2 separate regions of the Mus musculus genome follow, and region 2 is linked to region 1. The links are chromatin loops, found by intact Hi-C in ENCODE. Cell type or tissue: left cerebral cortex. All regions are shown on one strand. Each heading gives the region's core, and the rest is flanking DNA. Links, peaks and the distances in the headings are about the cores only. Region 1 holds the start of Mfsd4b1 (major facilitator superfamily domain containing 4B1). Region 2 holds the start of Mfsd4b4 (major facilitator superfamily domain containing 4B4).

Evidence for each region. A loop is a pair of places that touch in the nucleus more often than their neighbours do. Peaks named below come from ENCODE experiments on the same cell type or tissue, not always from the same donor. Only the 100,000 strongest peaks of a DNase experiment are listed, where the experiment ranks them.
Region 2: it touches region 1 in a loop (2.2-fold over the local background); 1 of 42 quality-filtered maps calls a loop at or near these places.

The regions. Positions count from the first base shown.
Region 1 is chr10:40,022,331-40,027,707 of GRCm38, forward strand. Mfsd4b1 (major facilitator superfamily domain containing 4B1) reads right to left here and starts at 2,938. Exons shown (of 4, transcript NM_144821.4): 1 at 2,563-2,938. The coding sequence starts at 2,586. In left cerebral cortex, for the core only: a CTCF peak has its summit at 2,696; a DNase peak (open chromatin) is centred at 2,982; H3K4me3 peaks cover 1,308 bases; H3K27ac peaks cover 1,584 bases.
Region 2 is chr10:39,894,043-39,899,419 of GRCm38, forward strand. It overlaps Mfsd4b4 (major facilitator superfamily domain containing 4B4), which reads right to left and starts at 5,164. Exons shown (of 5, transcript NM_001384225.1): 1 at 4,872-5,164; 2 at 1,470-1,954; 3 at 730-898; 4 at 1-90. The coding sequence starts at 1,487. In left cerebral cortex, for the core only: a CTCF peak has its summit at 2,658 (motif pointing right); a DNase peak (open chromatin) is centred at 5,230; H3K4me3 peaks cover 1,000 bases; H3K27ac peaks cover 780 bases.

The DNA of each region.
Region 1 (5,377 bases), core at 165-5,164:
CTCTAGAAGATAAACTTAAATCTAAGGAACAATATCTTACAAAATCCTGGGAGATTTTTGTCTGTTATTTTCTGCTAATTTCAAAAAAAGCAATCAAATGCCTGTTAAATATTTTTTTACAGATTTAATTATTTAACTATTCCTTAATTATGTGTACAGATGTGCTGTGCACAGGAGATACTCAGGTCCCCAGAAGGACAAAGGCATCAGGTCCCTCCATAGCTGGAGTCACTGGGGGTTATAGACAGCCCAGCCTAGGTACTAAGGAACAAATGGTGCTCCCTGCAAGAGCAGTACGCTGCACCACCTCTCCAGCAACTAGTCATTGGTTTTAAAATACCTCTTATCTGGTAGTTTTGGTTTCTTGCCATGGAAAATACTAACCCATAAGAAAAGTGTAGAGTAAATTTTGACCTTTTAAAGGTTTGACTTCTGCAGCCATTTCAAACTGTTGGACAAACTTGGTGTGGGGGAAGGAGTTCGGGGGTGAGAGAATGTCTGCGTAATTCACAGCATTTGAAAGTTTAGTCTGACTTTAAAAGATGTCACAGTAGGGCTGAAATTTGGTAAAACTTAAGTGCTGATTTTCAGTTTGCCATGAAAAGCTTCCAAAGTTTCTAGTTTAATGTTGTGCCTCAGTGCAGTCTTACAGACTTCCTGCAGTTATCCTCAGCCGTGCTTCAGAACAGTTTTGATGTTCTTAATTCTAATACATAGGACTTCAGACTACATACAGTGTTGATGGATGTAGAACTTACTGAACTAATGATTTTCTTCAGGAAAACAAAAGATACCTTTTTTTTGTTTTGTTTTTGAGATAGAGCCCCATGTAGCTCAGGGTGGCCTCAAACTCTCTATATAGCTGAGGATGGTCCTAAACCCTAATTCTTCTACCTCACTTCCTATGTGCTGGGATTGCAGGTGTGTGTCACCATGCCAAACTTGGACACTTCTTTACATCAGCAATCACTCTTACAGCCATTGTGGACCTTAACCACCGTCATACCAGCCAAGACCAATGGGAGTCTAAGTTTATTGAGCACCTATTGCATGAAGTGTATTGTTTGATCTTGGTCCATTTCAGTGTCTTGGCACTATCCTCTTAGGGGCTATCGTAACTGACTCCGGGTATACTGTATTACCTCAAGAGTCATGAATGTTTTTCTGTACCCATAGAAACTTATGTAACAAAACATGAGGAAAGCTTAAAGAACTATGAAAAATAACCTGCCATTGACATTTTCAATTCCACAAATGGACCAAATAGAAAGAGACTCTTGGGTAGGACACTGTAACTGACCTTAACGTCAACAAACTACAAACTAAGACAAAGTTCAGGAGAAAGGGACTGAGCAGACAGGCACTCAGCCCACTAGGCTGCCACTGCCCAGAAATGGGCAACAGTGATAACTGACCTACTATCAAAATCTGCTCCTTCTGAACTTGACTTTCTTGTTCTGTCTTTAAGTCCTGACTCAGATGTTCCTGCAACATCACTTTGTATAAAGAAGAAGCAAAAATGAACTTTTCCAGCTTTTTCTTTTTAATAGGAGTAACAAGACCTACAGGCTAATAAATTGGAACTTAGAAGAAATCCCTTAACTAAAGCTTCTAATTGACTTACATTTCAAGAACTACCGATTCTAATTGTACCATTGTGCTCCAAAGTTAATTGTGCACCTTACCTAGACAGCATTGGTACGAACCAGAGTGAGCGCAGGTTCGCAATAAGTAGCTCACACACGAAGAGTGAAAACACTTCACGTCTTCCAAAGACTCAAAACCCAGCCCAGGGAGCGAGCGCTCAGTAAGCATCTGCAGGGATTTCTTTATCCCGTCCCATTAGTACAATCTAAGAAATGAGTGTGGCTCAGAGTCTAGAAGAGAGTAAGCTATTCTCCTCTGGGGACTCACCCTCTCGACCCTGTTGGCCTACAACCATGAAGTGATAGGGAATGGGGAGCTTTGCCACAAACACTGAATTGGGGGTAGCTCCAGGATCTGTAAAAAGCGCATACAGCCTTGTACTTTGCTCCATGAAAATCACTTATACAATGGAAGTTAGTTTGAAGAGGGCTGTACCAGAGTAAGGGCTGCGCTTGACTCAACCGCTTAAACATTTGTATGAACAAGAAAAAGTCATTTTGCTCTTGCCATTATATCTGTAAAATCTGTAAAAATCAAGCAGTTGGTGTAATTTAATCAAGCCACTAGAAAGAGAGCCCCCACCCCAGCCAAGTATTTCTCTGTATAATAATTAAGGTGTAGGGGACAGTGGCTACAGATCCTGGCATTCTCTTTTTTTGTCTCCCTAGTACTAAGAGGAGCCCTACAAAGATAGATTGTAGGGGGAAATCATGTTAGGCAAAAATCACCCGCGCTCTTGACAGTGACCCTCGGTGATTAGAATAGTGCCTATGTGTTAAGCGGATGAAACTGAAGCCCCAGCGATCAAGGTCACACAACATGCAGGCAGCGAATGTGAGAGTCCAGCTGGGAAGGGCAGGTCCCCTGCAGGAGGCTCGCGCCCCAGCCTGGGAGGGGTGCAGCCTCGGCTCTCACCAGCCCCAGGAAGGCGGCATACATGACCGCGGTGGAGAACCAGCGCAGCACGCTCCTGGTCCGGCCACTCCGCCGGGAAGCCACCGTGGCCTGCTCGCTCTCCGCCCGGGTCTCCGCCTGGTGGAGCCTCTGTGCCGCAGCCACCGGCCCGACGCTCCCGGTCTTCACGTCCAGCTCCAGCTTGGCGGCTGCGGAGAGCTACTGGGGGCCGGTGCACCCTCTGGGGCTCGGCACTCAGGCTCCTCCAGTCTCCGAGGTCCCTCCTGATAGCACTGTCCCCAGGGACCGTCCTGACTCAAGACCTCCGGCGGCTGGACTTCGACCCTGGCCCCAGCTGGCCACCGAGTTATGTTCACTCTCCATCTTGCAGAATCGTGGCGGTTCCCGTGACAGAGTCAGGCCACTAGCCAACCTGGAGTCAAACCGGAAGTCATGGTGGTTGCCTAGGAAACGGAGCTCAGCGCGTGTTAGAGCTGCTACTGCAGCCTAGCTACTGCTTCTATAAAGTGTGCTGCTAACTCTTGAGGGAACACGCCAGTGCTAGCTGGGAGGTCGTCTTTACACGCCCCACCCCTACCCTCCGTCCACACCTGAGCTTTCCAGGTCTTTTATTCAACTTTCAGGCTAGTGATACCTGCTGAAGCTCCGGAATAGGCTCCTGGAGCCACATCAATCCTCCCCACGCTCCTTTCTCACCTTAGCCCGGGTGTCCAGAGAGAATCCAAGCACAGAGAGAACATACAGTTCCCCAAGATCAGTCAGCAATCACGGGCCTAGTCAACGGCCAAATAGCTCAAGACACATGTGTGGGTTCAAATTTGTGGTTTCAAAAGCACGGCAGTTCAAATTTCCACAAATGATTAGAGCCTGGCAATGCCTGAGAAAGGCTGTACAGCTGTCGGGATTTGTTCCGTTTGCTATACTCAAGTTACACAACAATGTAACTTTATCATCTATCTGAAAAATGCTCTTTCCACCTGAAAACCTCCTTGATCTCTGTATTACTGATCACTTATACCGAGAAAAACATTCTTTCATAAGATGGTCAAGAAGAAAGCTGGAAGAATGTTTTGTTTTGTTTAAAACAAACAAACAAAATCAACCATGTTCCTGTAAATTATCCACTTGGAGAAAACCTGACTTCTGTTAAAGGTTGCTTATTATCTGATAAATTTTAATTTTAATTACAGAACAAGTCATTATGTTTAATGGCATTTTAAAAAGGCTAAAAGTTTGTAATCTGTGATGTCATTTAATCTAGTAGATATTGACATACCAGAACATGCTGACCACTCAGGTCACTGAGAAAATCAGGAAAATAAAAAATACGACAAAAAGACAAAATGTTACTGGCCTGTAAAAGAAACATTTATTTCCTCATGATGGGATGGGATGAAAAGAGAGCCATACACAGCTGTGCGAATACACAGCTTGGGCTGAGCCCACGGATTTCCGTTCTCTGTTCTATGTATCCCTAGCCCTAGGCCTGGAAACTTTTAGCCTAGATACAATCTAATCTAGAATGCTTTAGATTTGCTGCTGCATAAACTCACCCTTTCCAGTTCTTTCTGAACTCTGGCTGGCTGGTTCAACTCAGCTCTTCTGGCTCAAACTCCTCTCCAAGCTGACTGATTCAATCTGGCTTCTCTCAGCTTCCCACTGATTCGCTCTGCTTGGCCTCTAACAATTTGGCAATTTGTTCTAATCTTCTGGCTCCTTATTTTCTGGCTCTGCTGGCCTGCATGCACTGCACAAATGGAACGGAACTCATGAATGAACTCTGCTGAACTCAACTGCACTGCAGGAGTTGAACGGACTAAGCTGATTCACTCCCTCTGGCCCAGCCCCAGTCTCTTCGATGCTCCTTTCCTGTCAGTTGGGTGCATCCTATCTCTGGCTCATTCTGTCAACTCTTTCTCTGATTCATCACTTTGTCTGTCCCTCAAGTAGATGTCATTGATTGGGATTAAAGGTGTGCACTAAAGACAGGTTTGTATTCCGGTCAGAGGGATTAAAAGTGTGTCCTCCAGGCAATTCACACAGACCTGTTCTTTTCCTTTCCTAAGCTAATGTGATCTCTGGCCAGAGCAGCCATGTTGCTGGATTAAAATTCCTCTACACTGGCCCTAAGCAGGATAAAATAATTTTTAAGTGAAAACAAACTGATTCTAACTTACTCATAAAGCCTAACTTGAGAATTATAACTCACAGTATCAGATTTAGGATTGAAAGTTATCAGTCTCTTATAGATAAATATAAACATAGACTCTTAAAATTCAGGTTTTTAAAAATCTCTAATTCAGAGTCTTCTGTCTTTTTTAAAAATCATTCTAAAGATAGCTCACCCTCACACTCCACTGTCCCTCTCCCAACAGTCCACCCTGAGCTGGGACTCCCTGATACCTCTGGTCTGTGCATGCTCAGCTGTCTATGGATCTCCCAGACAATTCTGTCAGCTCCTCCAGCCATGGCTTTGGTCTAAGACTCAGTATTCAAGTCTGTCGAGACTTTATTTTCCACAGGCTGAATACCAGCACTCAAACCATCATCCCTGGTGATGGCTTACTTTGAAATCTTAAAATCCAGCTTTCCCTCACCTGAGCTGCTGTGGGGTCTATGGCACCTCCATGACTGCCTCAGTGGTAAGCCCACCGCTTGATGGCATGGTGTTTTCTCCACAAAATTAAATAACTCTAGCTTCCTTAACCTGTTAACAAAATGGTTACATATGTTCTCTGACAGTTTCATACGTGACTAGTGCAGGATGTTTGGCCTCACCCCCACCCTCTCTTATCTTCCTCCTTCTTTGTCACAC
Region 2 (5,377 bases), core at 243-5,242, 130 kb before region 1:
CGAAGACAGACATCATGACAATCAGTAGGGCTGCTGTCTTGCAGAATGGCATGAGATAAAGACCAACTGTGGTAGCAGAAAGGGAAACCCCTGAGAAGAAACAGGAAGAACTCAGCTAAAGCACTGCACTGCTTTGGTAACACAGTATTTACTTAATCATCACCAACAAAATATTCTTGCTTCAATGTGAGTTTTAATACATCAATTGATTTGCCTTTATTCTTCCCAATTTATTGAAAATGGCATGCCAGCAGCTCTGCCCTCTTTTCCAGGGTCAGGATCCAAGGTGCTCAGTCCATGCTCAGCTCTGACAAGGGCAGGACAGAGGTGCAGCCTTTTATCACTTCCCCAGCATCCCCTGTCCCTTCATCTCCAAGCCCAAGTCCACAGAACCCAGCAAGGTTCCAGGAACTCATTCTGACACCGCCCCCAGCCCCTCCTCCTCCCCCGTGGCCCCAGAAGCCCCGCCCCTACCCCAGATAAGCAGAGCTTCAGGGTCAGCCAGTGCCTGTGCCTGGAGTGGAGCCTATATCACAGTAAAGTCAGCATTGCTCAGGTGGCCAACACTCACACCCAGGGCCCATCGAGTTCCCAGGGAATCAGTCCAGACTTCCCAGCTCCCACAGTGGATGCCAGCACGCTACCTGGCTCAGGTATCCACCATCTTCCCCATTTAGAGCTGAGTTGTAAATTTGTTGACAGAAACAAAGAAGAGCGGTGTTTACTTACCCAAAAGTAAAAAATGATTTATACAGCCAAACAGGACTCCTCCAATCATAGAGCCACATAAATATCCTGAGGCCCGGCCCACGAAAATCAGAGACAGGCTGCTGATGTTTCTGTTCACGTTCTTCGCCAAGTCTGGAAAGGTGGGCCCCAGGATAGCAACACTTAGTCCCTATAGTTAAAAGCAAGAGAGCCTCTTACTATCGCTGGAACACTGACCAAAAAGTAGCTTTCCCACTGTAACAAAACCACAGGAGGGAGATGACAGTCTACCACAGTGGAACTAAGAAAACATGCACATTATCAGCAGTAAAGCCACAGACTCCCCAGTGGCCTTCTAGTCATAACCTTTGATCCTTTCTTTAAAGTTTTTGTCTTGTTTGGAGACTCAAACTTGCTCTGTAGCTCAAGATGTCCTCTATCTGCTGGTCTCAGCCTCCCACATGCTGCTACTACCAGTGAATCCCAGCACACACAACTATTTAACTTTCTCTTTTAACTGTCTAGCATTAAACAATACCTTAAAGGACCATTCCATATTAATAATGAATATGCAACAAACCAGAGGCTAGGGAGATGGCTCAGTCAGTGAAGTGCTCGCTGCGTGGATATTAGGGCCTGAGTCTGGATCCCCACCAGTCACATAGAAAGGACAGTGTCTTAGTTAGGGTTTGTCTTGCTACAGTCAAACACCAGGAAAACCAGCAAGTTAGGGAAGAAAGGGTTTGTTTATCTGACTATACCTCCGCATTAAAGTCCATGCTTGAAGGAAGGCAGGCTAGGACAGGAGGCAGGAGCTGATGCTGGGACCATGGGAGGGTGCTGCTTCCTGGCTTGCTCCTCACAGCTTGTTCAGTCTGCCTTCTTATAGAACCCAGGACCACCAGCCAGGGATAGCGTCACCCACAATGGGCTGGGCCATCCCCCATCAATCACTAAGAAATGCCTAACAGCCAGATCTTGTGGAGAGATTTTCTCAGCTGAGGTTCCTTCCTCTCAGATGACTTTAGCATCTCTCAAGTTGACATAAAACTAGTCCAGGGCAAGTGACCCCTGTCAACCTGATACACAAACACGTCACTGTTAAGCCACCACCTTTCCTGTCTTGTTCATCCCCAGGATCCCACCTTAACATCAACAACACGATATAAAACATTTTGCAAACTTTAAAGGTTCCAATCTTTACAAATTCAAACACTTTAAAATCCAGTCTCTCAGCTGTGGACTCCTGTAAAATAAAAATTAAATACTTTTTTACTTCAAGGGGGGACAACCCAGAGCAGTTACAATCTTAAGAAAAGCAAAACCAAACTCTAAAAGTGTGAATAATTCAATGTCCGACTGTCATGATCTTCTGGGCTTGGGTCACTTTTCCAGCACTGCCTTCTGTAGTACACAAACTGTCTTTTAGGCTCCAACCCCTCCACTCCACTTACACCCACTGATCTTGGTGGCCATCCCAAGGTACTGGCATCTCCAAAATGTGGGGGTCTTCTGCTGCAACGCTTTCACTAATAGCTTCTCCTGGGCTCTCTTCATAGACTCCAGCCCTACCACACAGTGCCAGGCCTCAGCTTTTCTCCACGACTCCTTAATGCCTCCAAAGACAGCACTACCTGGTGACTTATACTACAGTGGGCTGCCAAGAGGAGGCGCAACCTTGGCCACTCCTGGGACGAAGCTCCTGTGTGCTGACTCTGGGAAAACACTTCCCAGACAATCTGGAATGGACTCTTCAGGCCCAGCTGAGCAGCATCTATTACCCCAGCAAAGCAAAGGCACAGATTCTCAACTCCAATGGCCTGGGAGTCTTTGCTTCCCTCTGAAACTTCCCAAGCCAGGCCTCCATCGACTGTACTGCTCTCAGCATTGTTTTTCTTTTTAGATGTCGGCATGTATATGAGTACTTGGTCTGCACGCACTCTTGCATACCACAAGAGGGCATCAGATCCCATTATAGACAGCTATAGCTGTGGGCTCTGGGAATTGAACTTAGGACCTCTGGAAGAACAGCCAGTGCTCTAAACCCGAGTCACCTCTCCAGCCCCAGCTCTCAACATTTCCTATCTTCCCCATTCCTACAAGAACAGCATGGTCCTTCCACAATCCCAAACAACACGCTCAGGCCTGTCACAGCAATACCCCACTATCCTGGTACCAACTTGTCTTAGTTTGAGTTTTAATTGCTACGATGAAACACCATAACCAAATAGCAAGTTGGGGAGGAAAGGGCTTACACCTCCACACCATAGTCCATCGCTGAAGAAAGTCAGGACAGCAACTCAAACTAGACAGGAACCTGAAGACAGGAGCTGATGCAGAGGCCATGGAGGGGTGCTGCTTACTGGCTTGCTCAGCCTGCTTCCTTATAGAACCCAGGACCATCAGCCCAAGGGATGGCATTACCCACAATGAATGGGCTGGGCCCTTCCCATCAGTCACTAATTAAGAAAATGCCCTATAGCTAGATCTTGTGGAGGCATTTCTCAATTAAGGTTCTCTCTTTTCAGATGACTCTAGCCTGTGTTGGCTTGACATAAACTAGCCAGGACACACAGAAACAGCAGCATGCCTAGAACCCCACACCGAAGAAAAAGGAAAGAGATCCCCAGGGCTCACCGGCCAGCTAGTCTGGCTGAATGGGTGAGCTCCAGGTTCAGTGGGAGGCCCTGTCAATAAGGTGGAGGGCAATTGAGCAAGACACCTCTGGCCTCGACGCACACCATCTGCACAAGGATTTAGAATGTAACAAACTATTCTCAAAATATATACTTATATTTTCAAATATGCTACATGCATAAATACGAAATTTAATTGCTAAAAATTTTTAATTACCAAGCACCAAATTTTGATTTTTACACTAAGATGCCAATATTTCTGGCACACAAGAAGTTGTCCCTTTGAACTGTCTAATGCTGACGATAAATAATCTAATCTACAGTTTTCCTCACACTCCAAAGCTATCAGGAGATGTAAGGGCTGTAAGGCTTTCTTAGCAAAATATAACACGGACAGAATGATTTTAACAATAAGATGTTACACAAGATACTGCCAAGAACTAAAGACTTGCGTTTTAGATGAAGTTCCTAAAAACCTTTAAGGAAACGTTTCTGAGTTTTGAGAACTGTGGATTGTGGGCTGGGGACACAGCTGGGTGAAAGCCTAGCATGAAGTCCTGGGCCAGCCAGCGCCCTGTACGTAATAAACAAACAACAAAACCTGATTGTGCTGCACTGTTCTGCTCCAACCCACGTGTGGTTTCCCTGCCCCAAGCACCAGCAACCAAGAACAAAGACCAGGAGCACACAGGGCCACAGCATGTTCATTCAGATCTTCCTGCAATCACTTGCAATACCTGTTACACACGAGGGGCTCCAGTACCTGCAACGCTTTCTTTCTTCCCTACTTTCCCATCAAAATAATTTTAAGAAACTGAAGCTCCAATTGAGGGACCAGAAGGGACTCCGTCAAAGGTTTAGCTCTCATAGCACTCGAGTCAAAAGTTATCACTTTAGGTCAGTGGTTTATAGCTTTCATCCCAGCACTCAGGAGGCAGGGGCAGGAGGATCTCTGAAATTTGAGACCATCCTGATCTACACAATGAGTTACAGCCATCTGGTCCACAAAAGGACATTTCGGGTCAGCAGCAGGTGCTACACTGGGGAACACTGTCTTTATGGCGTTTTTAGTTCTTGCACTTGAGTGAAGAAAATCATTTAAGTATCTAAAGGCTTGATTTAAATAGGGCCGTGTACAGGGTAAGCAACATGTCCTTGATACTATCATTTAACCAGAAAAGCCACTTTCTTCTCTGGGCCCTTTTTTCCATCTGCGAAATAAAGCAGTTGGTTGGATTTGGTCAGGCCCCCTCAAAGCTGCTTTTCTGGGATCAATTTAGAGCTTCAGTGAGTGGGTGAAGGGGAGCAGGCTCCCCATCTTGTATCTCCCCGTTTTCCGGAGGAAACTTAGCTTGCTCGTGCTGGAAACGTATTAATTTTGCCCGTTTTTCCAGATGACAGAACTGAGACTCAGGAGGATTAACCGATATACACCAGGGGTCACGCACGATGCAGGGCACTGAGACCACGTTCCCTGCAGGACGCTTGCTCCAGCCGTGGCCTGGAGGGTTTGGGCCCAGCTCTCACCAGCCCCAGGAAGGCGGCACAAAGCACCACGGTGGTGAACCAGCGCAGCACGCTTTGGGCACGGCCTTTCCGCACGGAGGCCACCGCTTCTGACTCATTCTCTGCGCCCGGGCCGGCTGGGAGGAGCCGCTGCCCTCCCGCCCCTCCGAACTCCAGCTCCAACTCCAGTGTGGCGGCTCCACCTGCCGTGCTCCGTGCACCAGGCCTCCGGTGTGCAGGGAGGTGCCCGGCCCCGCCCGGCCCGGGAGCCAACAACGCCAGGACCTGCCCGCGCGAGCGTGACCTGGGAGCGGAGCCTCCCCGCCGCGCAGGCGCGGTGTCCCTCACGGTAGCAGAGCGCCTGCATGGATCACAGGCCGGAAATAAAGCCGCCGGCCAATCAGGAGACTTCCTCAAACCGGAAGTTGATGTGGTTGCCTTGGGGATCGGACAGCCTGGCCCAGGTGAGAAGTCTCAATTAGGTGAGTTTCCCCGGCCTGGGGAATGTAGGCCAAAGATGTACAAGC